3 separate regions of the Mus musculus genome follow, and all the other regions are linked to region 1. Evidence: chromatin loops called from intact Hi-C (ENCODE). Cell type or tissue: left cerebral cortex. All regions are shown on one strand. Links, peaks and the distances in the headings refer to the core of each region. The heading gives the core; the rest is flanking DNA. Region 1 has its middle 24 kb from the start of Esrrg. Region 2 has its middle 84 kb from the start of Rrp15. Region 3 holds the start of Gm36388 (a long non-coding RNA gene).

Region 1 (9,982 bases), core at 1,845-6,844:
TCCTCCTCTGTGGCTGATGCTCAGCCTCAAGAAGGGTACTCTAGTGCCTGCTCTGCATGGACAGACAGAAGCATGGACAGACAGGAAGGAGCAAACTCCTGGAGAGATGACCGAGTACTCCTGGATCCTTCATCCGCCCCTTAGACACAGGGCTGTCAAATGTCCACAACAGGAGTGCTTCCTCAGCCCAGAAGCTGTCTGCTTAGTAAACAAATGAAACACACACAGCACAAACACACAACATAACACACACACACACATACATAGCACACACAGCATGCATATACACATGCACAACACACACAAGGCACATACACACACAGCACACACATATAGATGCACCACACCCATATACTTACAGTGTGCATATACAATACACTCAGCACATAGCATACACAATACACAAACAGAGCACACACATACACAAAGCATACACACAGCATACACAAAACACAAACACACATAGCACACACACACAAAACACAAAACACACATAGCATACACAATACACAGAGCACACACACAATACACAGAGCACACACACAATACACAAAGCACACACAAAACACAAACACACATAGCACACAACACACATACACAATGCATACATATACAACACACACATACACCTGACCAAGCCCTCCTTTGCCTCCAGAAACACAGCTTCCATCTGGTTGCTGCAGTATCCCTGAGAGAGAATACAAGGGAACTGATTGGACGGGGCATAGTGATGGTGCTTCCTTCCAAACAGGTAGCGTGACTCTACCAGAACACCTGTATATGCTCAGGACCCAAATGCTCATGGATAGCCTCTATAGAATCCTGCCTCTTGGCCTGGGGAGATGGTTCAGTGGGTAAGTGTACTTTGCTGCTCAAGCATGAGGACATGAGTTCGGATCACTGGCATCCACCTAAAAGCCAAGCATAGCTACACACTCTTATTATCCAAGGGCAGGTTATCAGAAGCAGGAACATCAGCAACACCACAAAAACAACAGTCATCTCCATGTTCAATGAGAAAGCCTGCCTGACGGGAATACTGGAGACACCGGGAGAAGAGAACCCTTGACTTCTCCTCTGGCAGCCACTTCTGTCTGCAGCCACAGCACAATCGCATTTGCACATGCACACCTCATGCACATACAAAGTGATGCAGAAGCTCAATGCCCCAGTGTAGGGGAAGGCCAGGATGGGGAGCGGGGGTGGGGAACACCCTCATAGAAGCAGGGAGAGGGGGGACAGAATGGGGGGTTCCGGAGGGGAAACCGGGAAAGGGGATAACATTCTAAATGTAAATTAATAAAATATCCAATAAAATAAAGAGATAAAGAATGGTGGCCCCACTGTGAGCTAATGGTGAGCCTGGAGGAACCACTCCCTCTCTGGAGGCCTGAGTCTACGGACATGTTAGTGAGGAAATGGGCTAGCTTATAGAGAAGGTGAATTCAGGTCCTTAGATATGACTTCTCATCTATGAAAATGGTAGTCAGTGTGACTCCAAGTTTGACACTCATGCGTAGGGGACCAAAATATGACTAGTGAACTCCACTCACATTTTCCCTTATGCTTGCATGACATAGATCACTCAGTCTGTCACCCTCATTTTGCCTCAGTGTGCTGTAACTGAATGAGAGGGGGATGCTATGGATCCTGTAACATGGAGTGATAGAAGTGGTCATACTCCTGAAAACCTTAGATGTGTGTGCTGAGATGGGGGTATCTGAAGGTATAGCTATGGAAAAATACAAATTACAAGAAGATCTCTGGGCTGAAGGTAGCTCAGTGATAGAGCAGTGGTCTAGAATCCAGTAAGTAAGTACTAAGAGCTATAGAATGGATGGGAGGGAGGGAGGGAGGGAGGGAGGGAGGGAGGGAGGGAGGGAGAGAGAGAGAGAGAGAGAGAGAGAGAGAGAGAGGAGAGAAGCAAATGAAAGCCAAAGCCATGATAAGCAATGAGTTCTCAACTCACTGTAAATATACCCTTGCTAATGCCTACTACACTCAATGGCTTATTTAAAAATTAAAAAAAAAATGCCCAGTTCCTCTAATCTGACCTATATCTTTTTATCCGGTTAGAAGAATAAAGGGCTTTCTTTAATCTTTTGACTGACACAAGACGGTCAGTCAAATGTTAACACCGATGCAGAGGCAAATACCAGACCATGAGTCTGACTATTAACAGAACTGTGAGTCCGTGTTTGCCACTTCCTGCTTCCGGTTTCCTCTGCAGCTCACCCTGACTAAACGCACAGGGGCCCCAGGCTCTCCTCTAGTGTTCAGATGCTTAGGGTACGCCAGGTAAATTCGGGCATTTTCTGTCTGTTCCCACCTCCCTGCTCCTTACGAGGCATCTATACTGTCTCACTGGTTCTGAAGTGAGATGATTTGGGAGGGCATCAAAGAATCAGTTGCATTTTGTGAACTTTTTCTCAGGGGCTCAGCTTTTGAGACCTGGAATGTGGCAAGGAACCCATGACAGGGAGGAATGGGCTTCGTGGAGAAACAGTCACAGGGCACATGCGCATGGCCTGCTGGGTGCACCACCTGTCCTTGCAGACAGGGGCAGAGCAGGCCAGCAGCCAGTCCAGTTTCATTGGCTGCTATGTGCCAGCAATCTTCAGCACCTGCTGACGTCAAATCAGTCATCCACCCCTTTAGTTTCTAACCGTACATGAGCTTTACTCCCATCCATTCTGTCTCGGGGTTGGGGCCAGACTACAGATGCCCCCGCAGCAGTCCGTTTGCAGAGGGCCTGCAGAGCTAGGGTACCTAAGCATCTTTTTTGTATTGTTCCACCATCACTTAGGCATCAATTAGCTGGCCTCCACGGCGCACCGCTGCTCAGGGCCGGGTGCCATCCTGTGCGCTGGGCAACCAGACAGGATGGTCACTATCCTCTACTGTTTGTCCTGTCTCTCAGGTTCCCTGAGACCACACTGAAGCACCTGTTATAGCTGTTTCTGCTAAGCCAGGCTGCATTTGTCTGGCTGGATTTGGACTTCCTGGATCTGTGACTGAATACAAAGTGATTAGAGTCCAGTGTTTGGCAACAAGCACCAAGGGAGCGTGCTGTGTGGGTCTCCAGAGCACAATGTGTTCTTCAGAGCTCCACGTGGGGAGCGCCCTGCTAGCGTCCCTGTGCTGAGGAGATCAAAATGGACGCCTTTGTCATCAGCTGCCCACCAGCAGCTGTTTAATGTAATTCCAAATGATCCGCCTGAATGACGTTGTCCTGCCTTCAGTAATCTTTAATTTTGTAAAACACATAGCCGAGGAGTACCAGTTTCTATGTTCCTGGAGCTTTTAAAATACGTTTCTGATCCTTGTGTTTGCTGTGGGGACAGCAGAGTAAAAAGTAAAAAATCAACACTGAGAAATGTCAATTAGAGAAAGGGGGAAACAAGAAATCGTTGCCCACATTACACTAGGTCCAAGCATGGGGTGTCAGCTGAGAGTTATGAAACCAAGAAACAGTGAAGAAAGTGGATGGACTGGAGGTCCCTCTGCCAGGACTAAATTGAAAGGTGTCTCTTGTAGTGAGTGGCAGGTCACACCTGAAATCCCAGTGTTTCTGGAGTTGAGACAGGAGGATAGCCACAAGATCATCTGCTTCAGCTCGAGCTAAAATAGGAAACCTGCTTTATAAGATAAATAAAGGCAAAATAAAGGTAGGCCATATTTCTTCTGAAGAATAGTTCTTACGATAATAAATGTAAGCGTGGCTGGGTGGGGGGTTAGTAATTTTGTTCTTCCATTTGCTCAATGATAGTGAAGTGCAGAGCAGAGAGCACTCTAGCCTTTCTCTGCCCTCCTCTCCTTCTCCTACCCCTGTATTCCTAGCTTCCTTCTCTACCCATCTCCTACTCTCTTCCTCTTTCCTTTCATTCTTTTCCTTCTCTTCCCTCACTTGCCCCTCTTTGTCCTTCCTTCCTTCCTTCCTTCCTTCCTTCCTTCCTTCCTTCCTTCCTTCCTTCCCTCCCTCCCTCTTTCCTTCCAGTGCAGTCCTGATTCGCAGTGGTGGTCTGTTTACATAGCAAAGGCTGCCAAAGCTCCTGTTCTGGGGTTTGCATTTCTTCCTTGAACAACAGAGGGCAGTGGCGCTTCTAAGCTGGCCGCCATTGCCTGGGAGAGCGCAGACTGCTTGCTTTCTGCTCGTGGTAAGCCTCCCAGCTAGGCCATTTCTCCACTATTTGCGGCTGACTCCCTCGCACTCCTCAGAGGGCTGCCTCGGTTCTTTCTCTGCCTATATTCCACCCCTAGTTTTCAAAGCACTGCTTTATAAAGTTCTGTGGTTCATCAAGGGCTCGTGAGATTTTTTAACCATCAGACTGAGATTTTGATTACAGATGCTCAATGCACATCTACTTCCTAACACCACTTAGATACAGTTCATCCCAAGATCCTCTACTACCAACACCTAGACCTAAAAAATAAAGTTCCTTAGCTATGTATGACCCTCTATGAAAAATCCATGACTTAACTGTGAACTTTTTTTAGTGGCAATTTAGCAAATGTCACACATGAGGAAGTCCACAGGCAATATGCCACTACTTGTAAAACACACTGGGATCTCTTCCTTTATGATAGAGCTTCCCCCGACCCCTACACCCTTAACCCAAAGCCATACAATTTCAAAGATTTCACTTGAATCAAATGAGAGACACCATTCCTTTCCCTGATGCAAGGAAGAAAAGCACACAAGTGAAATGTGAGGCAAAGTGATGGCTGTCTGTTTAACCATTTTCTCACGGCTAAAGCTTAAAAGCTAAGACAACCGAATCAGGAAACTATTGTTTTCTGAGTGGTTCATCAACCCACACAGATCCATCTAGCACTGCAAGAGGCTTTCACGGACTTCTCTTCTAAAATGTTCGCCCATCCCTCTCAGTGCTTTTTGAAGGCAGATTTATTTCTTAGCCTGAAGTTAGTGATCTCAGCGTTCCAGATCGCAAAGGCACCCAACACGAAAGAGTGGATGGATGGGTTATTCTTAGTCTCCTTATGTCAGGAGGAGAAAGGGGGCAGTGTGTGTGTGTGTGTGTGTGTGTGTGCGTGTGTGTGTGTGTGTGTGTAGCAAGCCATGTTCTCTGGAAATTGTGAGTTCAGATGGGACTAATTTAGCAAGGTGGTTGTGTTAGAAAAAAGACCAGAGAACAAAACTAGTAGAGTTCACATCCCTAGTGAAAGATACTACCAGGCAGCATCTTAGGTGTGAGGATGTCAACACAGTTCTCATTCTTCCAACTTGTAACAACCTTTGATGGGAGGCTGAGGGGATGGCTCAGTGGATAAAGCACTTGCTGTGTAAGCATCAAGACCAGAGTTCTGGTCCCCAGAATACACGAAGGAGGTAGGTATGTAAGTCACCTGTGGTCCCAGCAGAGACAGCACATCCTGGAGCAAACTGACTAGCTAGGTTAGCTGAAACTGGCCATCTCCAGGTACACCGAGAGACTCTGTTTCAAAAGATTAAATGAAGAGCTATCGAAGAAGACAGTGTAGTCAAGTTTGGTGCTACGCATAGACACAGGTGTGTATGTACACATGTGGGTCCAGAGGCTTACCACATCACAAACTCACATCACACACCCATACACATACAGGAAGAAAAAAATCAATTAAAAAAAATTAGGAGGAACAACAAACAAACAAACAAACAAACAAACCCAAAAGCCCTCCTTTTACTATGGAAGTAGAGAAATGTTCTCATCAGTTCACTGCAGCTCTTTCCCTGCACTTTCTCTCTCTTCCTCACTCTCCAACCATCCTTCCCCATCATCACTCCAAGCTAGGAGCCATGCATGGACTGCCCTGCATCTTTCTTCTGAGTTTATAAATAAGGCCCAGAACGGGCTCTACTAACCCACTTGGGTTTTGCAGCGGCTCCTTATTTCTGGGAAAAGAGTATCAGGTTGAATTTTTCTTCATTTTGAGATGGAGCTGTATCTATGCTGTGGCTGAGCTTGCTGGCAGCCAAGTGTACTTCCGATTAGAAAGCTTCATAAATTACAAACCACCAGAGTACGAGTCATTATGTAGAATGGGCCTGGCCATCTGGTCAACCACTTTGACATGCTAAAGGCCATCATCTTGGCCCCATGGTTTGGTTACTTCAAGAGGACTTCAGCCACAGGAAAGAAAATAGATGCTTTTACTTTAAGTTTACTTGGCTTTTAGACTTATTTTATTCTTCTATTTGGGGGCTGAAGATTGAACCCAGGTCCTCCTGCCCACTCAGAAAGCACTTTGCCCACTGAGCTACCAGCTAACATCCTTACAACCTCACATGGTCTTTCAACCCCGGGTTATTCAGGTACTTCAAAAGGTGGCTGTTGTTCCCATTTAGCAGATGAACAACTGAGAACTCCAAGAATCAAGGGCTTGATGTGCACATGGCTTTCAAACACAAAGACATTTGTGAAACACGGATTGCTTCTTGATTTAGTAAGCAGAATCAGCATCCTCCTTTCCCTGCTTCCTCTCTGCACCAAGAAGCTTCACATATTTCAAGTTTCTGAAAAGTTCCACAGTGGTAACAAGGGTGCTGTGCAAAGGGGGTTGAAGGAGGGGATAGGTCTCTGATAGAAAGAATGACAGGTAGCAACTGAACACAGTTCAGCCCAACTGCTATAGGAGACTGGAGGTGGGAGTTCCTCTTCTGAAAATCAACAAAAGGAATCAATTCTTACATTTTATCTTGCTTCATTTGCTTATTATTTATGTGTGAGGGGCTGGGACACAAGCACTGTGGTGAGCTTGTGGAGCTTGGAGGACAGTCTGTGGGAGTCAGCTCTCTGGTTCCACCACGTAAATCCAAAGACTGTACTCATGTCCCCAGGCTCGGTAGCAAGCACCTTTACTTACGGAGTCACCCGAGAAACCTGGGAACAATTCATGACCTCTCTATGTGTTTGTTTCCTGAAGCAGAGAAGCTCGATCTGCCTCAGGAACACATGTGTCTGTCTGAAGCATATTGCTAGGGGGCTGCTTTTCTCTGGCATTCTTCCTCACAGGGCTGGGGTAGAACCTGAGGTCTCACGCATCTCAGACAACTGCTCTTCACTGAGCAATGTCCCTAGCCCACTATTTCCCTCAATGGAAACATCTGGGCAGTACAGTTAAAACTGGCCAAATGAAGGACTGTCGCTTACCTTTGCCCTCTCTGGCTTAGGTTCTTCCCCCTGTGAAATGGTTTGGAGGTAACCCCGACTCTGTGGGGTTGTAGGGAAAAACATGATTACCCTCTGCTGTCTTTCCAACTTACTGATGTTTTGTTTGTTCCATTCAAGTTTCAAATTTATCAGAATTCAAGAGAAGCCAGCATACGGAACAGAGCACAGCTCATTCCAACTTGATGAGTCATTTCCACGAATCAAAATCCTACATTTGACTTTGTTGTCTGTATAACCTACTGACCTTACCGATTAGGATAGCTAAATGACAAATGAAAGCCATGCCCCACTACTAACTTACATACACACACACACACACACAGATCTACACACGCATACATACACATGCACACATATACATACATGTGCAAACAAATACATATGTGCACACATCTATACACATATGTGCATATATACATATACATGAGTACATATAAACTCACATGCATACACAGGTGCAGAGTACTATAACGAGAAGTTTCTGTAAGCACATAAACTTGTCTGCAAGAGTTTATATCAGCAATTTAAAACTGCACATGTGTGCTCATGTACATCTACTTTGTATAGAGAGAGCCACACATTTGGATATCTTCTGTGATGGTTCAGAGACTTTTGCCTGAATCAGACTCTTTCATTATCAAAGAACATTGATTTTTATGAAGCATGACAAAAGAAAGCCAAGGGGTATTTTAAAATGTATCCTTTGATGATATCATACACGGGTATCATGCATTTCCATCACACCTGCTACCCCATCTCCCTCTCTCATCCTGCCCCCAGCTCCCCTTAACTCTTCCTTTCCAACAAGTTTGCTTTTTACACTCCTGTCTTTTTTAAAATGACCCGCTCACTGAGTTTGCTGGTGTATACACCACTGTGGCGATGGTGGCATCACAGGCTACTCACCAGCAGCTACACTACTGAAGAAATAGAAATCTGCCTCCCCCAGAAGCCATTAACTTGTGAAAAGGACCTGAGCTAGGGGCTGCCTTGTAAACTGCTCTCCCTGTGTGAATGGTAATGGGTCCCATCTTATTCCGGAAACCACAGTTTATGAATGCAGCAACAATGTGTGTCCAGAAGAAAGCAGTTCACGGCTCTCCTGCTTATCCTCAAGCCCTGACATCCTTTCTGCCCTCATCTTCTATGATGCAACCAAAAGTCCATCTTAAAAGCCCACATTAATTATGTCATTGATAACTTCCTTACACAAAGAGAGATAGGAAAATATCAGGAAGATTTTCAACGAGCCAATTGTACCCCTACTTGTCTCAAGTCTATACTCTGCTTTAAAAATGGCTTTAATTACATTTCACTTTCTGTTTTTGAGCTGGGGTCTCTTTGGTTCAGACTGGCTTCTCCTCACCATGTAACTCAGGCTGTCCTTGAACTCGCAGCCATCCTCCTGCCTCAGCCTCCTGAGTACCGGGATTGAAGGTGTGAGCTGTATGCTCTGCTTTTATTTTATTTTTAATTGACACATAATAATAGAATAAATCGACGGGTTATGTTCCTCCTTTTCTAAAAAATTAACCCCATGGGTAAAATTGGGTTTTTGCATATTTTATAACAGTTTTTACAAATACATAAAATTATGTATATTCTTACATTCATATAGTTCTTGAGTAAAGCATATAGAACTGTAAATTAAAAATAAACTAAGCATTTGTATGATTCTCCAGTTGAAAGCAGTCATTTGCAGGCAGCAGAGACTTAGGTGTCATCGTCTCTTAGCAGATCATAAGAAACCGGAGGGTTTAAGCGTCACGAAGGTGGGAGTGGAGCTGGAGGCTAGGTGTGCACTTATTGTCTGCATTTACTGAAAGCAGGCCTAGACATTCACCAGTAATTTCTCATGTGGGCATAAAGCCAGGGCTCCTGGGGCCCCCTCTCCTCAGCGTGACAGCCTTGCTGGATGATAGCCTATACTTGCCATTTGGTTATGTTACATTGTTGCTCCCAGACCTTTAGTAAAACCCATGTATATTTTACTTTTTTTTTTCTTTCCAAACCATCAGAGCTTTCTTAAGTAACTTACAGGGCTGTAGCTAGATGATTTAAAGGAGACTTGGGGGTGGGGGGAATCCTTTCAATAGTCCAGAAGCATTAAGAAGAAATATGGCCTTGACCCCACCCAAGCCTTCTTCCAGAGGCCTAGGCCCCAGGGAACAGTCACCCCACGCCCTGCACACCTCACACAAGTCTCTAAGGATTCACTTTTTCAAAAGAAAAGGGCAAACTTGGCTCCAGATCTGGTCCTGCTCCTGCCTTCCCCAGCACACAGAAAGTGTGTTGTTTATTTTCATCCCCTAATGCAGTTAACAGCAGGCACCTGGGAACATCTTTCCTCTTCCTCACTTGGTTCAAGTTCACCAGCACTCCTTCAACACAGCAACAAGCTTGCCAAGCCACTGCCTCTCTCTGAACTCCTCCCAACAATGAGTTAGTCCTGTAACACTGTTGTGATATTCTGAGGAAGTCATTGGGACGCTCCCCCTCATCTTCACACATATCCAAGCCATAAGGTTGAGTAGCATTCCTCAGCACAAAAGGCAAGAGAGAGAGAGAGAGGGAGAGAGAGAGAGAGAGAGAGAGAGAGAGAGAGAGAGAGAGAGAGAGAGAGAGAGAGAGAGAGAGAGAGAAGAATTTAAATTGTAGCATTTTTTTTGTTACTTTGTATTGAAGTTGCTGAGAGATCTGCTGGGGAAGTTTGATCACAGAGACTTTGTCAGTGATTTGTAGGTTTCCCTGTCAAATGTGCCTCTCCTGTTTCAATTCCATTAGAAAGGATAATTGAGAACCAACTCCAC
Region 2 (9,982 bases), core at 3,027-8,026, 1.1 Mb after region 1:
GCTTTTTAAACTCCCTTACACTGCTTCTCTTTCTTTCCTTCCTGCCTTGTATCATGACACTGCTCTTTGAAAAGACCCATTATGTGTGAACATGTATGTGTGTACGTGCACACTTTTATTTGGAAGACCAAAGGGGATGGATGCTTTTATTGACTAAGCAATATCACCAGTTATTGAAAAATCAGCCTTGCCCACTTTTGGTCCTTGTGGCCAGAAGCTGCAGAGACAGAAAAATGTTTGTTCTGCTCCAGCGCCTGGGTCTTTAACAAATTTGCCTAGTGACCACACTGGCAGCTTCAAGTCTACTCTTAGCATAATATATTTGGGGAAATATATTCCAAAGAGGTTAGCTTGCTCCTGTATGATATCTTATTTGCCCTCTCAGTCAATTTTGAATCCTGCATCAATATTTATTTATGATGGGGTCTGAATCCAGGTTGCTGAAAATGCTGGGCAAGCAACTCTTCCACTCTACACTACAACCTACATCAGTATTTAGATAAAATTGTTACTACCTAGCACGGAGCAGACAGGCGTGCGTTTACACCCAGTGCCAATCAAATTTTCTTTTGACATCTCAGGAAGTTTCTGTTTCACTTAACTGGCATTGGGTTTGGGTTATATTAGCTCTGTGAGTGTGGTTCAGTAGGAATGCACTGGCTTTCAAGCAAACAGCAAGCCCTGCACTAGGGGCACATACACCGTGGTTCTGTTGTTCTGAGGACGATTTTCATCTGATGATAAATCAAATGCTGATGGAATATTCTGTATCATGAATACTTCATAACTACTATTCTTGCTTGACGGTTAACATAAAACAAAACAGACAGAGTTAACTATGAATCCAGGACAGCCAAACGCTAATTGCAATAAAGTGGTGTGTGGTTTAACACTGTATCTTTGTGACAATTCACTTTCCTAACAGCTAAAATAATTAAGAACCAACTGAATATTTAAAGACTTGCTTTTTAAAAAATGATGAAAATAAAGCTATTACATCAAGGTTTAAAGATGTAATGACAGACAGTGTTTGAGCTTGTACAATAGTTTCACAGTTGCGTGGATGTAGGCACTTGCTTGCTACTGTGTACAGTGATTTCCAAGAACTTCCTAAACATTGATGGCTGACTGAGAAACATCTATATTGTTCTATCCTTTCTCATTTTAATCTTGCTTTAAAAAGGAAAAAAAATTTCTATATAATTACCATTAGTATATATTTAGTGCATCTTTATACATGTTTCTTATAAAAAAAAAAAAAAAAACTTTAACCTAAATGGTTGATTTGAGCCATCAGATATTTTTTAAATGTTGAGCTTGCCAGATTGTCTCAATCACAGGGAAAATTTGTAAAAGAAAAAAAAATCTTTCTAAATGTGGTCCCTTTTCTAGCAAGAGATTTATGAGCTGCAGTGCTTGCTCCTGCTTTTATTTGGATATAATTTGTCAGCTTTTTAAAAATGAACATTTTGGGATCATAATTTGTTAGCAGAAATTTTCAGCAAAACACATGTTGTTCACTGCAGTTATAAAATGAGACGTATTGATATAGAAGAACGTTCTGCCGTCAAAAATGGAACATTTAAAAAGTCATTTAATTCCCCAGTTCTATCATTTTAAACAATCGATTAGACTGTGTATATTAAAAAAAAAACCCACAAGAACAATATTAAAGCATTGCAGTGGTGCCTGAACATCTGGGGGCATCGTTGAAAGCCACTTAATAATCCCATTGCAAGAAGTTTTACATTTTAAAATCTGAGATCTCCTTATGCAAATCAGTTTGCCTTTAGCCATTTCAAAACGAAGTGAAGGACCTGGAGGATTGTACAGTTTTGCATAACAGGAGTGTGATGGTTGTCAGCCTTGATCTTACATTAATTAAGTTAAGATGTTGGCTGATCACAGCAAAAGAAAACACAGAAAAACCCTCACCCCAGCTGACGGGAGGGATAGCCACACGTAGGATGATAAAGACTCCGCTTTTTGTCTTGCGTTTTTATGCAAACACCTGAACCTGGATGTTAGTCAAGGATTCTGTTTATTACTGAATGGAATATAATATCATAATTCATCTTCTAGTGAATTAACTCATAACAACATCAACTCCTCTGTTTAATCTTCTGATACAGCCATCAAGTTCAAGTGACCATCTGGGAGTATAAGGCATTTATTATTTTTCTGTTAATACACTAGGATTTAAAAAATAGTAATTACTAACACAGTAATAAGACACATGGCTGTAGGTGTGTTCTGTAGCACACTTACAGGCTACATGGAACAAGGTCTATTGTGTTATGATTACCCTTCTTGATTTCCCTAGCATGACGTCTGTTCTAAGATCAACCTTAAAGCTATACTTCGCTTTTAGGGAATATGACCTTTCTATTATATAGGAGGAAGTAAAACTTAAAACTCACTAAACAGCCAATCCCCACAAAGAATTTGCTTTTCCCTACAGGTAGCATGAAATGGAGCCCAAATGACAGGACCCCGTCTGAGCCTCCTCGGCTCCCCCAGTCTGCAGAAACCCACTCTATCAATCATGGCGGGATAACGCATAGTGGCTGCACCTGTGACAGGAAATGATTGAGTGCTGAACACGGGGCCTGCTTCGCCTGTCGCTTTGTGCATTTGTATTTCTCAGGACTGGTTTGAGAATTTTCAGAACTTGGACACGGGAGGGGGCAAAGAGGGATTTTAAAGAGAAATAATAATGTATTTTCATTACCAAGACATAATACAAAAGAGAAATTAGGCAGTAAGATGCCCTGGCCACTCAGGTGTGCGAGAGCATCCACGCAGCAAGACTGGATATTATTAAGCTGTAATTTAGTTTAGATAAGTAGAAGATGCTGTCGTGGTCGTTCTTCGGGAAATGTCTCACTCACCCAGCCACAATACATTCTTTTTTTATGATCTCATGGAAGAAAAAAAGAACAAAAGGTCGAAGGCCAGCTTTTGTCCAAGAAGACTATGAATTCTAAATTTAAGAAAGAAAAAAAAATCCATATACACACATCCCTGTTGTTCTTTTCCAAACCTTTGATTTAATTATGACAAATTGGATGATTAAATGGTTTAACTTATTGCCATGATCTGCTTTTGAAGAAGTTGCAATTGTAACATGGACAGTTTAAATAATTTTCTGCTAATTCAACCACTTACTGAAGATATTTATGGTGAAATACACTGTGACGTGTCTTTTAGATAGCAATCAATATTTTCTTTGATTTGGTCATTTGGCACAGAACCCTGCTTTCTACTGCAAAAGAGTAAAAAATTTCACAGCAGATTTTATTGGGTATGTGGTTTATATACTTTGAGCTTAGGTTTCAAAGATGACTAAATATTTTTTAAAAAATATTAGTATCAGCGGTTTGGACATTTCAGATCAAACCAAACTAAAACAGGACACACTCACAGAGGCTCATCACTGAGATGGGGTTCGGCGAGCACAATAACAAAATATCTAAATGTGTAATCTCACTTTCGTGGGTTAGAATTTGCTTTTTTTTTAAAAAAAATTATTATTATTATTATTATTATTATTTTATTATTATTATTTTGAACTGTCCGAGGGTTCACAGAGGACATTCAGACATGCTCAGAGAAAAAAAACGAGTGGAAGAGGTTGTGGTTGCCTTTTTATTTTTCCTGGGCAGTATTATTTCTTTCCACTGTCCTCCAATGTAAACAAATGAAAACAGGCAAGATAAGATGAGTCCTGCTGCATGCCGGTGGCTTCTTCCTTGGCAGTCGGGTTCAGGGTAATGCGTATGCAAACAGGCTTCTCGGTTTTTTCATTGTTTGCCTGCGGAAGACCCACGCTCCCCACGCTTTTGTTGACGGTCTCCAAGAAAGTTGGGTGGTTCTGCAGAGATCAAGGCAGCTGATGAAGAAGGGGGAGGGGGCGCGCTAGCTCTGGACGCTCACGGATCCATCATGACTAAGAGACTGGGGGCTTGGCAGTGAACAGCCAGCTGCCAGCAAGTCTGTTCTTAGGCAACAGTTCTTCCACCCAGAGCTGCGGTGCCTGCATGTGCGTGACTCTCCGCCACAAGCATTTTGGCTTATCAAGGGGCTACCCGCTGACCGCAAGGGGTCAGAAATAGGGGAGCCCAGTGGGGCCCGGTTGCTTCTGCTGGTCCTGGGAGCACTAGGTGGCTGCCTGCCCGCCTCTTTCTCTGGATGAGCCAGAGCGCGGATCACAGGACTGCCACTTCCACCCAAGGCGCGAAGTTCCCGCCTGCCCAAACTGGGGTCACCTAACAGTCGAGGAACACTTGCAGGCGGGGTCCGGAGGTGCCAGGACGCACCCCGGTGAGCGGGAGCAGTTATCCCCAAGACCCGGATCTGAGACTAGTTCCGTTTTTTCCTTTGGGGTGACTAGTCATCTGCACGAGTATACATCTTACCCACACTCGCGCACTCCTGCGGGGACAGAGGAGATGCCAAGGCCTGGGGACAACAGTTTGGGTGGCCAGGGCCCAAGTCACTCAGATGCGTCCTGTGCGGGCATAGCACCTCGTCTTTCCGCGTCCCTCCTCTGCACCCCACGTCCTGTTCACGAACAAGAGGTCCCTTTCTTGCAGAATTAAAACACCAATCACTCGGCTCAGGGAAATTTCTACTTTGTGGTGCTAATCAGCTAGGAAGGAAGGCCAGAAAAAACAAAAGACTTAACCAGAATGAAGCCACTTCTCCCCAGCGGTGAACTTGGCCATGGGGGCGTGAGGCTGCACCAGCAGCAGACAAGGGGGAGGTGGGCCTGGGAAGAAGAAAGGCAACATCTGGGGACTGGACCATATGCCCAAGCTTTGTCTCGTCCTTCTAAGTTCCAGTGCCCTTGAAGTGATTTTGTAGGCGGCCCACGGGTGACAGGGAGGGTTCTCAGCCGGGGAGGGGAGGTGCGGGCGGGGCGCGAGCAGTGGAGGAGGCCGGGAGCAAAGTGACCCTGCAGCCCCGGAAGACATCAGCATCCGAGGAGGTGCTCTGCCAGAGATGGGGAAGCCAGACCGGCTTTGAGGGAGAGCACGGGAAGCGGCTGCAGCAGGGACCACAGAAAGGAAGGCCTTGGTGAAAAACAGAACGGAGAATGGAAGGCAGGAAACACGGGGAGAGGCAGGCGTGGAGGACAGCAGTCCAAGTGTAAGGAAGGGTACGGCTGCCTCCTTTTAGAAAAAGAGACTCCCCCATCCCCGTTTCTTTCTTTTTTTGCCCGCCAACCGCTGAACTGATTAGACTATAATTAAGGCCATAAAGCCCTCAGATTATACACCTGTTTATTCACTAAAGTCGGGGTCTCATCAAGCAAATTAGCTGTTTCCAGGCTACACAGTGGGCCTGAGCTTGCCTGATTAATGAAGTTTATTGGGAGCTGTTAAAGGCATTAACTGAAGAAAATCTCAGCAATTCGTCATATTTAAGGGTTGGAAATTAAATCTTGCTATGCAAATGAGAAAAAATTTAAACCATCTTTAGGGGTGACTATCCACATATTTTTCTTTAGAATTCTGTTCAAGAGATGGGCATTTAAAATGAAGCTTATTCGACTTGAAAGTTATAAAAATGTGATGGAAGTGAGGAAGAAAATACACAGGTCCCAAAACATGCTTAGAGTTTTTTTGAAACAATTTTTGTTTGTTGACAGAGTGTAAAGAAACCATTTTTAACACACAGTGTATTCACCAGAAAGCACCCGGTTTTAAAGATTAAAGTGAATGTTTGCAGGTACAGAAGGTGATTTTGAAGTTGTCCTTCAAAGTGTTCAGTGTCTGATGCTCTCTCTCTCTCTCTCTCTCTGTGTGTGTGTGTGTGTGTGTGTGTGTGGAGAGAGAGAGAGACAGAGAGAGGCAGGGACAGACAGAGAGACAGAGAGAGAGATGGTAGATGTCTTAAATAAGCAATTAAAATAACAATGTCAGAGTGGACTGTCATAGTTAACACCCCTAAATAAATTAACATTCTTGGAAACCGATCATAAAAATGTTTCTGGGCCAGGATTGGTAATTTAACCATGTTGATTCTTTGGTCAGGTAAGGAGGGGAGGTGGAGAAAATAAAAGAGAATGGGACACTTCAGCTACAGAAGGGGACTGGAGGGCAGGGAGAAGCCAACCCAGAACTAGGAGAGTGTGTATTTATCCCGGGTGCTGCTTGGTGACATCGCTGCCCACACATTCATTAATGATTCACACATAGGAATAATGGGAGCCTGGATCTCAGGATCTTGGTAATTCCTGGCAAGAGAAAAAAATGTCCTACAAGGCTATCATGCATCTATGTGTATTCTGTTTCATCGAATGAAAGTAAACCTGTGTAATGAAAGATATATTTTTCATTACTCAATGGTAAGCTTATTGTCATGCAAAACTTGAAAGATGTAGCGGTGATTTGTTCTTGCATGCCTCCTAAAGATACCCTATACACAGGCATGGCTCGAAATGTCTGTTTGGTTGAAATATTATTCTGTTTGTTTAAGGACCTTTGTAAGATTTATAATTTCAGAAAGTACATAAAGTAGTGGAGTTTATTAGGTCTAACCTCTAAGTGTCAAAAGGGACAGACGGAGCTAATAGAAAAGAAAAGATTTCTAAGAAACCGATCTGATCGTATCATCTCCTGGTATCACTTAGATTTTAAGTGTCTGACAGGTTTTTATGATGATCCTCACCAATGCTGTCATCCAAAATTGATTTTAGAGTTAATTTTTTCTTTTAAAGCTGTCAACCACAGAGATTCACTAATTTGTCCTGTCTTAATGAAGTCACATTTGACTAAGAGAAAGAAAGAGCAATAATTTAGTTTTTTTTTTAAATATTTGAAATATTTCTCATGTGTGCACCTCTCCCCTTTGGTAGATATAATACAGCTATGTGAAAACATAAGAAAATATAAATTCTAAGTCTACAGAACTCAGTGTCAGCACCACAAACATAGATAGCCTTAAAATTAACTCTTTGTTTGTCTCAGTGTTTAACAGATGTCTAAATTATTTACTATATACTAAAAACTGCAGTGCATTCTAAATTTGAACTGAAAAAAGACACTTTGTTTTTATGAACACAATGCTTTATACTGACTCATAAAACAATTCTGTTGTAACAAATAGCTATAAACTAAACGCTTATCTATTGTAAATAAAATTGTCATTTAAAAATCAGTTTTGGTTAATGATCACTGTCCTTTGGGCTATTTATAATATGTTCAACAGCAATATTCTAAATATTAATGGATCAATTCAGTAAACAAACATATGTAAATTTTATTCATTTTGTCCAAACAAATACATTTTTAAAAAGATTTCTCCCTAGTTTTGAAGCAGCTTGAGGAAACCGGTCATCCTACGCTCGAGCATGCTCATTCTGCAGGACTTGGGTGTGCTTTGAGTATTTCAGTTAAGCGTGTAAATGAAAGGTGAGAGACAGTTTTTTTTTCCTGAGGATGGTTTAAAATATATTCTACAGTGAGCATGTTTCAAAATATTCTTTTGTGCTTCATTTTTAGAATATAAACATTTAATTTATGTCATTATGATCTTAAGATACTTGTCTTCACAGCTTCCTAGCATTTCAATTAAAATATGGGTTTTTTTTTTTGTCCAAATATAATTTGCCTGTACAGCTTATAGTCGAAAAGGGCAGGCTTCTGGGATACTGAGTGATGGCTCTCAGCTACCATCATTTGTATTTCTGATCTCTAGACTCAGATGGATAAAGAAGGTCGAAATGGTCCCTGATGAAAGAAAACTTTTAAAACCATTTGGAAAAGTTAATGAATTAGATTTCCCAGCACTTGAAGATATTAGGGTGGGGAGACCAAGACTCCCATCGGCCAGATCAGGTTGACAGGAAAGCTTAAAGTTTCTTTTACCCTCCAGAGAAACACCCTCCCGGAGCTGAGCTCTGGGAAGTCAGGAATGACATATTAGCTTAATGAGTTATGTTTCATAAGCAGGGAGCCTTCAGTGGGTGCAGCTAAATTTTCCTGTCTTTATTTCCTGCCTCTTTCAAAAGCATTCAAAAATGCCTCATGACAAAGTATCATTTTTCCTTCAGAAAGTGTCTTTTCTGCCAGGGACAGAATGATCAAATTCAATGATCAAGAAATGCTTTTAAAAAAATCTTTGCAACAATCGTAAAAAGAACATAGGCAGAAGAGGTGAGCCACAGCTTTCTTTTTAAATAGCTGTTAAGTGATTTGTAAAGTAAAAATTTCTACTTCACTCTGAAAAAAGAAAAAGCATTTTCTGTCTTCTGATGTATCCAAAATACTAAGACAGAGAAGAGAACCCACTTAGAACCCACTTACATTGGATCTAAGCCTCCAAAAATTCAAATATTCAGTTTCCACTGAATGTTGGTTATCTTCCACTCAGTAATGAGGTTTTCCATTTCAGAACGGCATGTGGATTTTTTTTAAGTGGCACTGTGTGTTGCATGTACCTTTAAAGGCAAGAATGTCATGGTCCGCAGCAAGTGTGCTCTATGCCTCATAAGGGAAAGCTTCGAGAGTCCGAGCTCACAGATCAACATTATTTCTGTTACTTTACTCCTGTGGACTTATACATGGAAAGTGGGCATGGGAGATAATAGAGTGGGAATGATTTTTATTCTTAGCTGTGCAAATATTGGTCAAAATAGGATGCGTCTCATGGTTTCATATTTTCAGGGCAGCCCTTCAAGTCTCTTTGGAAAAGTAACAGGAGGCTTATCCATTATATGACCTACATCTTTCAGGTGTTTCAAAAATCTGAAGTGGGGTGGGCCCCTCCCTTCTTTCTCTTTGCATGTCTACTTTGTAACAGCTAACTTGCCTTTCTGTAACTCTAATACTACCTGTGTATCATAAACAGGGGATGGATTGATCACTGTAACCAGCAGAGCCCCTGCTTAAATCACAGGAGACCAAACCGACCTCAGAATTACAAAATGTACCTTTGACAAAGTTTTTGGATGGTTCCTGTAGTGAGGATGGAGTTCCTACTAGCAAGAGAAGGCTCAGTTTTACTTGCTTTCTAAGACATACATACAGATTCTTTAAGAGGTCACATGGGATATAGCTTAGTTTTAAAAGAAAGATACTTTGTATTTATAAGAGAAAAGCCAACCATGGATACACCCATCAAAAAGAGCCCCAGAGCACACTGGGAAAGTTGCCTGAGATGTACCAATGAATGTGAATGAAACAGCAAAGTCCTCGTTTACATCACTGTTCTATAAAACTCTAAAATGAATAATAATCAAATAGTTTCACAAAGGAAATCAAAACCACCAAAGTGAGTCTTAGCCAGTCCAGAATTTGACAGCTTCCAACTTGGAAGAATAATAAGAAGTAAAGTTTTAGGACTGCAGACAGAAAGCAATGATAATTCTGTTCTTTTCATTCATAGCTAGAGACAGTGGGTTTCCATGGGGTGGGGAGACAGGCCTAAATGAGGGCTCCCCGCAGAGCACAGCCGGGTCTTCTTCATGTTCCTTCCTTTTTAACTCAGTGTGACTGGTTGGTAGCTCCACAATTTACCATTATGAATAGTACTAAAACATACTAAATTCATGTGTCAAAGGCTTTATCTTTTTTAAAATTATCTTTTGAGTGATTCATTCAGAAAATAGCCTTTGCTAGGTTTGTCTTGCTCCAGTGATATCCTTCATGACATCATTGAATTTTCACATAGAATCAGATTATTAAATATGAAAATCTTAATGCACACAAAAGCTGTGTGCCATGACTGTCTCTAGCCTTTGTAAGAAGCCATGTCTTAGGTTGTGTTTTTATCAATGCATTTCAGGAGTTGAACACAGAAGCAAAAGTCATAATTCTTTAAAGACGTGTGAGAAAGACATACTAATTCACCACTCATGACACCTTATACATAACTCAAAGAAAGGATAAATTTATATTTTAACAACATGTATGCATTTGCATCATAGCACATGCAAAGCAACAAAATGATCTGATGTTTGCTTTTTCCCAAATAA
Region 3 (9,982 bases), core at 1,827-6,826, 320 kb after region 1:
AATTTTATCTTGTGGTTGACCATTACATAGCCAATCTATTATTCAAAAGTACCTACCTCTTCAGTGTTTTTCTTCATCAATGTGGCTTTCCCTCAAAAGCTTTCTATTCCAACAGTTTTCCAACAATTCCCCCCCCACCCCCCACCCCACTACCCCATCCCAAAAATACCAATTTCCTACTTTGTTTCATAAAATCCTTTCACCAGGATGGCCTTCTAGCATCCAGGTCTAATGGAAACTGACGTCACCCGGCAAGCTCCAAAGGTACACATTGACCTCCTCGAGAATGAGTGGACTGACCAAAAAAATAAGAGTCAAGACATCAAAGGAAGTAGATGGATGGATAGATTAGATAGATGGATGGATGGATGGATGGATGGGTGGGTGGGTGGGTGGGTGGGTGGGTGGGTAGATAGATAGATAGATAGATAGATAGATAGATAGATAGATAGATAGATAGATAGAGGTTCTTGCTTGCTACATCTGCAGACAAAAAAAGACTCTTCTAAACAATTCCCTTTTCTGTGACAGGTGAACACAGGGATTTGGCTGTTGGGAAATGTCGAGACACCTCACCTGAAGTGTCCACCTAAGATACGGAGAAAAGGAGCTGGAGAAGCAAATCACGGAGGGAGATCAGTCGCGAACCTAAGTCCATGACCTCTGACAGGCTCTGACAGGCCAAAAATTCTCAGTGCAGCTGAGAACAAGGTCCCTGTGAGGGAGGTCCCTCCTCTACCGTTTTCCCTGAGACATGCTCCTGAGAGCGTCCTGGTGGTCTGTGAGCTTAGTTAGCTCTTATCTTGCTGCTCTGCCACACTCACGCTGAGTCAAATTTGGAGCTCAAAATGAGAGATGAAAGACCTTGGAGATCACTTAATATTGAAATACTGTTGTGGGAATAAGTGGTGCTCGGCTGGAGATGGGAACATGGCACTCTCTGGTAACCTTTTAATTCCTGGAAAAGTTGCACAGAATAAATTGAGCTGTACACACACACACACACACACACACACACACATATGAAAACCTAATCAATTGATCTGGTCTATTCAGTTGGGCAAAGAAAACCAGCAGGTTTCAGTCCATATCACACAAGAATACTTAACCCATTTTGATTTACTAAGGGGTAAGAGCCTTCTTTTACCCACACTCACCGCCCCAGTCAATGGGCAGTTTAATGTGCAATGTGATACCATTCACAATAGACACGCATTTAATACTACGTAATGCAAGTTTAAAGAGTTATGAGAATTGCTTTAGGAGAAAATAACAAAGGCACAGATCACAGCAGACAAATCAATGTTTGAAAGATCCTGGAGGCCTGCTTCCTCACAGTCTGATTGCTTCATCAAAGCAAGGAAGCACCCCCTTCAAGGTCACTTCCTCTCGGTCAGAGTCCACACCTCCGCTATCCCTAAGTTCAGATCTGAGAGGCCTTCAAACTTCCCCCTCGTTATCACAAAGACAGAACTGTTTCTCAGGACGGTTAAATCAGCTCTACAGCATCCGATCTACTGGACAGGAGGAAAACACAAAGCCGAACGCTCCGGGGTCTGTTCCTGGCCATCCTCCCTCAGACACTTCAGATCCTCTTTCTGAACTTGGGTGTTTCTGAACTCGGGTGCTTTCCAGACACCATCGCCTGTTTGGTCTTTGGGCCTTGTGGGAAACAAATTAGTTTCTCTTCCAAGCTAGTCCAACCCACTCAGCTACTCCGCAACATACTTCAGGAGTCTGCGGGCTCTTTTCATCTTGAAATACTGGGGAGGGGCTTTCGAAAGTAGCAGGAGGCCATAGGCCCATTTGGCAACTCAGAATCAGCCCAACCAAAACAACACAGTTAATAAACACATATAGTCACCCCTCAGTGCCGAGACTTGGGGGGTGGGTGGGGGTGGGGTTCCAGGCCCCTCCAGAACAGCTTGTTTAGATTCTGGAAGGAGGAGGAGTTGAATCTAAGAGAAGGTTCCCTGCTGGAAGGGAAGAGGAGAGGTGGGGAGCCTTGGGTCTCCTCTCACCCAAGGAGGTGGGGGGGGGGGTGGAGGGGCGGGGGGGGGGGTGTACTGCGCTCTATCCTGCAGGAGCTCTAACAGAATCAAAAGGTGGCAAGGTAGGATAAGCAGTTTGAAATAGTTAGTCTAGTGACCTCCAGACAACTTTGGTGACTTCCTCCCTGGGAAAGGTGACAGTATTGGAAAGCCTGGAGAGGAGGCAAAGGCTTAGAGGACAGGAGGGACACGCAGCACCACAGCAGCGGCATTGCCCAATGGCAACACCTTCCAACTCCGGGCACCCCCTTCACCCACAGCGACCCCTACCCCATGTCCCCTTGGCACTATCCCCTCCCAGTCCAGGTGCCCCAACTCTGCCCGAGGGTTATTTTGCCACTTTCCCAAGCACTGAGGTCTGTAACCAGGAGTGGGGGATGGGAGGGGTGTTGAAAGAAGGAACCTAACAGCAATTCAAATTTATCTGTGTCTCCAGCACACACCTGACAGTTTTGCAGTCTGGGCCGGGCAAGTCTACAAGAGGTGGGCACTACTTATGCGTGTGTTATTGAGAGAGGGTGTCCTTTTTCTTTTTCTTTTCTTTTCTTTCTTTTCTTTTCTTTCTTTTTTTCCTCCAAGAGACTCTAAGCAAGTGAAGGGGGGAAGGGGGTAGCAATACGGATTCCAAGCCGGACTGCAAACACAGATGCAAATGTCTGTCTCCAGACGCTGATGGTTAAAGCATGGGGCAGTTACCTTTGGCAGGGTCAGAACTGCAGCAGGTTAATCGGGTGAGTCCTCGGGGATTTTTTTTTTTTTAATTTTTTTTTTTTTTTTTCAAAGCAGCCGAGGCAGCCCCGGTTGCTTTGGCTTAGGAAAGTCTACAAACCCCCCATGCAGGGACATCGCACATCTCACACACGCCTCCTTGAGCTGGGCTCCCGCGACCTCGGCGGGGCGAGGGGGTGGCGGGCGGCCGGCGGGCGGCCAGGGCCCGGCCCCAGGCTGTGTCCCCGCGCGCAGCGGCCCTGCGTGGGCCCCGGGGTCCGCGTCCCGAGCGGCGCAGCACTCACCCAGCCGGGCGGCGAGGGGCCGAGCTGCGCCCGCGGCTAGCCGGAGCGCCCAGGCGCCTCCCTTCGCTCTTGGTAGCGTCGGTCCGCACTCCCTGTGACCCAGGACGTCATGATGCCTTCCCTGTTTTCTTAATGATAACTTGGCAGAAGAGGAGACAGGCTGCCAGGTTCTCCTCGGGTGGTTGCGTGGTATGTGCACGTTTCTCTTTGCATGCGTTTGGCTCCCTCTTTTTTTAAAAAAAATAAATATATCTCTCTATTATTTTTTTTGAAAAAAAATTTTTCCCCGGCACTGTCGGGATTTGATGGCATTACTGCGTTTGCATAATCGACGCCTCTGGGTGTGTATAGATGTATGTATGTGCGTGTGATTTCTTTTTTTCCCTTTAAATCCTGCTGCTTCTGCCTCCGTCGTCGCCGCAGCCGCTGCAAAAGCAAGCATGCGTTCCTCTTTTGTCTTTCATTTTACCTTCAGGGTGACATTCAGTGCCAACTGCTCCCTTTTGACCGTCGCCAATCCCCGCCTGGGCAAAATAAATTTGAAAAAAAAAAAAAACCCGGAGTGGGGGAAGGGAAGGAAGAACCCCTCAGCCCCAATGCTGGGGTGCCGGGTTTCCATTCCCTGAGCTACAACATCCCAGACCTACACAACCCACCTTCCAACCTACAAAAATAGACATCTTCCCTTCTACCCACCCGGCCCAGGCAGGTTAGCACGGAGGCGGCAGGGGCATCCACCCAGGGCCCCACTCGTGTTCGCAGTTCACGCTGTCTGACTTGCATACCCGGTGTGTAGGCCTCACACAACTGGAGCTGTTTTTCTTTAAATCTTTTTTTTTTTTTTTAATGGGGAGGGGGTAGGGAAGAAAGAGGAGTCCCAGCTTGTGAGTAAGGGTTCTATGGATACAGAATTAAACTGGGGGAGGGGGTATGCTCCCAGCCTGTATGTGAAGGGTTCTATGGACACAGCAGAAAGCTGGGGGGGAGGGGGTCTGCTGGCATCTAACTCACCACCAGGGGAGTTTGGAAGGACATAAAGGGTGATAGCTTTTATTTGACTTATTCTAAATGGCAGTAAAACTATATATATATATATATATATATATGGAGAGAGAGAGAGAGAGAGAGAGAGAGAGAGATTGACAGCTGACTATCCAATGTCCTTGTCACTTCAATAATTATGTTCCCCAGTACCAGTAGGGGAGGGGCTCCAGGGTAGCCTTAATACTTATGTCTGTAAACAGGAAGATGTGCTTTACATAGTGTGTCCACAGGATGACAGAGAACTTATTTTTGTCAGGCTCCCTTTGCTGTCTGTTCACTGTCTGGCATAACTATGTTCTGTTGTGGTAATATTGTATATGTTTGCACCCTGTACAAACATATATATACATGCATGCCCAGCACCAGGCCTGATAGATATTTTGTCCGTTTTTATCATTACTTATCCATTTGGAGTAATAGGACAGCCTAAGGGATTTCCCTCAAGCCAGGCCATGACCTTGGTCTCTAGAATGTATTGTTGGGGTCACTCACTGTCCTCTAAGATTCCAAATCCCTAAAATATGACAGTAGATGCCAAGGTTGGGGGCGGGGTGGAATCCACAGAGGAGAATGTCAAGTCTGAAAAGAGCCTGAAAGGAACTAATCCCAGATCCTGCTCAATGGCTGTCCATTTGCTGTTATCTAACTGAAGTGGGCTAAGTTTCACATGCAGGGCACAGGCACTTGTTGCCTCTTCTCCCTTCAGAGTCACAATCCAAGAATCACTAGCAAACCCCACGGGGAAGACACTGTAATTATGCAAAAGCCAGACAATCAGAATTGGAGGAGAGCCTGGCTGAAGTCGACTAAGAGGGTCAGAGGACTATTGACGAATGGCCAGATCCCAAGACGAGAGCAGAGCCTCTCCACCCTTGACAATCGGCCCAGATACTCTGGCTCTGCTCACAGTCTCTTTGGACTGCCAGGAGATGAGCTGGTACATCCCCTTGGTGCTGAGAGGTGACCAGAGCCATTGATTCAAGAGACCTAGAGCCTATTCAGCATGCCTGTGTATAGATGTTATTGGTAACTTTCCAGTAAGTAACCAAAACGTACAGATTAATGGACAATCTTCAGTTCTCTGGAAGTGGGGGGGGGGGTTGTCTTTTTTGTTTTTGTTTTTGTTTTACATTCACTGTCCTCAGAACCAACCCCTTGTTGACCTACCTCCAGGATTTCAAAGGAATTTTAAAAGTTGACTAACTTTAATCCCCTGAAATGCATTTTTTTTTTTCTTTTCAGGCAAATTCTGTTTGTGCTTTAGTGGCCAAATGGCCCCTCTCCTTGGCAGGCAACTCAAACTCTGCAGAGGTCTGAATGGATGATTGTTTCTTTGCTTGCTTTTTTGTTTGTTTGTTTGTTTGTTTTGAAGAGGGTCTTATTATATACCTCTGACTGGCCTCAGCCATTCAGCAAACCTCCTGCCTCAGCCTCCTAAATGCTGGGATTATAGAGTGCACCAGCATGCCTAGCCTGCATAGGTGCTTTGGGAGCCAATACTCTCCAACTCTTTGAAGAATGCCTCTCTGTTGCTCATCCAAGTTCAGACTTGGACTATATACAAGGTTTTATTTTCTACCTCCATCTTAAACACAATAGTTAATAGAGTTGGAGGCTGCTCAGTTTTAACTTCCGAGCCAAACCAGGAAGGACTAAGAAGGCTTGCTAAGGATCATGGGACACCCTGAAAGCAAGGTTGGAAACTTAGCTGTGTTTGAAACTTATAAATCAAATCCAATCTCAAACACAATGGGAGGGAAAGATGAGGATTAGCCCTGCCTTACAAAAGAATATCCCAGGATGGAGAAGTGCAGACCTAAATTACAAGGCTGAGATTAAAATTCAAGGGCTCTGAGCTCTTACTATCAACCTATTGCTAGCTGCTGGCATCAGACCCAGACTGGTCCCCCCCAAGGACCAATCAGGTTGGTGAACACTACCCTCTCACAGTCTCAAAGCCCCTCACCCTTTCTCCAGCATGCCAGGCCTTCCCTTTGCCTCTTTAAACTCAATTCCTTGTTCCAGTTCTACCCATGGATGAAGGCCAAGGTCCAAGCCCACTGGATCCACCACGATGTTATTTACAAGCTTTCTACTCTTCTACAGTTCTACCGTGTTCACTGCTGCATAGAACATGAATGTTCTCTATTTGGGGGCTATTTTTAATCCCTTCTCCACCTTCCAGTTCTTTCCTAACAGAATTATGCCTCCCCACACCCCCGCCTTCTCTGGTTCATCCAGCATAGTACCAATTATAACACTGGCTTTCATTTATACCTCGGGTGTATTAATCCACACAAAGGTACCCTTTGGAGCGCAAGGTTAGCACGTCGCAAACCGATAGAATCTGAAGGTTCTGTGTAATGAAGGCTTGTTTGCCTTTCATTTGAAAATATACAAACTGGTTCCAGTGTACTTTAGATAGTTCCCAGAAAATAAGTCAGTCTGACATGACTGCACGTATCTGTCTGGAAGCCTGGTGCCCACAGGGAAGGCTGAGGCTGGGGGGGATGGATGACAGGGAAACGGTTGACATTAGCGGTAAGATTATGTAATGTGAGGATGATACTGCATTGAGGCAGAGATAGATTGGCATTGAGAGATGAGGACGATGAACCAGGATGTGTAGAACACTGTTGAGAATGTAATCATGCAGGAGTCATGGTACCTAATTTTGCATTTCCTGGGTATTTTTGTGATTAAAAAGTTAGGACACTCGGAGTCCGGTGGTCACCAGAGCAACTCTAGATCTTGTATTGGCCAGCTTGTGAGACCTCAGGCAGAGGGCTCTGGTTGTACAAAGTATAATTGAACCTGACTTCCAAAGTCTCCTTAGTGCTACAAGTCTGAAACAGTGTGGCAGAGGAATCGAGAGTAAGCCTGAGAATCCCACAGTCATCAGTGGCTTGAGGATTAATATAAAAGAAGATGCTCAAGGGCCCAGCCTGAGCAAAGTCAAGTTCAAGTTCTCTAGCATACTGAAGGGACACTCAGAAAAACAGAGTTTATATACAAGAGTGTATTCAAACTTATATTCTCAGGGAATAGAGCTCAGTGGGACAGCTCTTGCCTAAAGCCGAGAGAGAAAGAGAGAGAGAGAGAGAGAGAGAGAGAGAGAGAGAGAGAGAGAGAGAGAGAGAGAGAGAGATTGAGATCCTTCTTCTACCAGATGAAATTACCAGTGACTGTGAATACTAGTTATCTACTACAACTATCAGAATGATGTCACTAGTCATCCTTGGAGCTTATGCATAATTTACTTTCCTTCTAACACAGTCAAGTTTGATATAAGGATCCAATCCCAGTTGCCTGGTATCTTCAACTCATAAGTAGCTTGAACAAAATGATGACACACTTTGAAAAGCAGAGAGTGACAATAAAGAGACTTGGGAAGGAGAGCCAGAAGGGACCTTCTGTGTATTTCCTGTGTAGCTCACTGTCAGCGTGTCTCACTGTGTATTCCTTTCTTGTTTACCCTTTAGAATTGAATGCTTACACTCATTGAGTTTTGGGTTCATGTGTGTGTGTGTGTGTGTGTGTGTGTGTGTGTGTGTGTGTGTGTGTGTGTGTTTGTGTACCAGGATGTTTGGTTGTTTGGTTGGGTTTTTTTTATTATTATTTTTCTGAAACAGCGTCTTATATAACCCACAATGTCAGTGCCAGCCTCCAACTCAACAGTATCTAAGGATGGCACTGAGCTGTGTCTGGTCTACCTTCCTCAGTTCCCATGTGCCAAGATTCCATCTCTAGGCAGGCCTGGTTTGCACATCGACTTTCTCAACAGTTTCTGTTGGGATAGGGATAGATAAAACAATAGAAACGAAAAAAGATGCTACAAATACAAAAGGGTTGTCAATCAGGTCTACATTTTTACACATGAATTATGTTTCTAAAAAGATTTCCACGGTTATGAAAAACATGTGGAGCCAAGCACTCAGGTGCCCTGGTCAAGAATCCAGGTTGATTTCTACCACGGTTCATTATAAAACCTCACAGAGTCTTGGAACTAGCTAAAGGTAGGTCCAGATGGCTGTGTGATCAGCTGCCCCATCCCCAGTGCACTTTCAAAACTATGTTACAAACTCAAGGGAAATGGCTACTTGGTCACACATCTTGATTAGAACCAAGTTCCTTAGAATTTTTATTTAAAATAGGCAGGTATGTTATGGCTGGCACATGGAGATATGCAAATAAACTTACATAAGGCAAATGGCCTCATAGAGGTTTCACCATTTCAAGGATAAACAGATGAGCTGTATGTTGTTTGTTTGTTTGTGTTTTTGAAACTGGTTAGAGAGGACAGAAGAGAAGGCTGCAGGCGAGGGTGCAGGAGAGAATGCATGTGTGGTAGTGTTCTCAATGTAGAAGATTCATAATTTTCATTCCAGACGTATTCCTGATTTAAAAAAAAAAAAGGTTAAGAACCACGGGAATAAAAAAAAATAGCTTATTTTTAAACTGAGATCAAAGAGAATAGATATCCATTTAAGGCAAATGCCAGAGCCACCCCAACACGGATAGTGTGTAATAACCACTAGTATTCAAAATGATAGCCCTGAGACACAATAAAAGCCTCTGTCATCAAAGAAATCTATTTTCAAGGTATTTTACTTAACTGATAGAGGAAAAAGTATTAGTCTGCTGGAAAGAGTTGAACGTCAAATGAAAATGGGGCTAACGCTTTAGAGCTGGCTGGGCAGCTCTGCTACGCAAGGCAAAGTGTGATGGAAATGATCTTTCTTTTCTCCTGTTTTCTTTCTATTTTTAATTTTTTTTTTTTAAGGAAAGAGAGGAGTCACTCACAGTCCTGCAAGTGTTGAGGTTGCAAGGGAAGGGATGGGAGACAGAAGAATCCTAACAGGTCTGAAGGGAGGAACAAAGGAGAAGACTTGGGAGAGAGTTGGAGTCAGCTGACTTCAATATTCTGTAGTGGACAACTGAATTAATTGTAGGCTATTAATGATGTGCATATTAAAATTAAGGAAATACTGAATTCGAATCGAGCTATTGTGAGGTTACAACCCTTTAGTACAGCCTGATTCCCTGGCCACAGGAAAGAGGATGTCGAAGGTATTGGTAGCTGAATTCATTTATTTGTGAACCACCGGTATGGGGGTGACAGTCAAAGCTGTTAGTAAAGATAACAGAAAGGTATCAATGAAAATGATCTCATGGTCTGAAATAAAACTACATTTACTTCATCAAGCTAATTATGTAAACTATGTAACACCCCGGCAAATGTCGGTGACCTGGGGTTTGCAGACTGCTGAATTTGTCCCATCCTTTGCAGAATGGAAGCCTTTGTCCACCCTGGGTGTTGGGTCACACTTGGTCCACTTGAGGCTCAGTTTTCCATATGCGATAGCACACTGACTGCCTGGGGGCAGAAGGAGGCGGGCAGAGCTTTCCCGGGCAGCCCAGTTCAACTGGAAAAAATGCTCACAACGTCACCTGATGCCACTGGCTCCCAAATATGTCCTCATCTATGTGGCTCTGCCAGCTGCTGAACCAGCAGGGAAACTCGGGGTCATGGAAAGAACACTAAACTTAGAGGCAGAACCCTGGAGGTGAAGGCTTACTGCTGCCTCCGGCTGCTAACACGGGCCCTGGAACTTCAACGTTTGGATCTACCCTGAAGCCCTGCTACCATCCCCAGGTCAGTCTCCCAGAGCTAACCAGCCAAAGGGAATGATGAGTGGAGTCAACCACACTGGCCCAATTCACCGTAGGAGCTCTTCCAAGATGGTTCCCACTGCTCCCCACTGTGGGAACTTCCTCTGTTTCCACTCTATCCTCACACTGCTGGGATCAGCCTTGTACTTAATCACTGTTACTCCGCCATCAGCTGCCATGTTTATGACATCTTTTGGCTCA

What was found. Hi-C counts contacts between places; a loop is a spot of excess contacts. Peaks named below come from ENCODE experiments on the same cell type or tissue, not always from the same donor. Only the 100,000 strongest peaks of a DNase experiment are listed, where the experiment ranks them.
Region 2: it touches region 1 in a loop (2.8-fold over the local background); 4 of 42 quality-filtered maps call a loop at or near these places.
Region 3: a loop joins it to region 1, with 2.2 times the contacts of the local background. A loop is called at or near these places in 2 of 42 quality-filtered maps.

Annotation. Positions count from the first base shown.
Region 1 is chr1:187,968,757-187,978,738 of GRCm38, reverse strand. It overlaps a transcript of Esrrg not described here. Among named protein-coding and RNA genes, the nearest start is that of Esrrg, 24 kb to the left of the region's middle. In left cerebral cortex, for the core only: CTCF peaks have their summits at 2,545 and 4,101 (motif pointing right); a DNase peak (open chromatin) is centred at 4,104.
Region 2 is chr1:186,828,525-186,838,506 of GRCm38, reverse strand. No RefSeq gene overlaps it. Among named protein-coding and RNA genes, the nearest start is that of Rrp15, 84 kb to the right of the region's middle. In left cerebral cortex, for the core only: no CTCF peak of the experiment used is centred there; DNase peaks (open chromatin) are centred at 3,988, 4,203, 4,491 and 4,986; H3K4me3 peaks cover 1,196 bases.
Region 3 is chr1:187,645,038-187,655,019 of GRCm38, reverse strand. It overlaps Gm36388 (a long non-coding RNA gene), which reads left to right and starts at 3,174. Exons shown (of 4, transcript XR_003948554.1): 1 at 3,174-3,253. It also overlaps a transcript of Esrrg not described here. In left cerebral cortex, for the core only: a CTCF peak has its summit at 4,092; DNase peaks (open chromatin) are centred at 3,637, 4,665, 4,903, 6,208 and 3 more places; H3K4me3 peaks cover 2,216 bases; H3K27ac peaks cover 1,380 bases.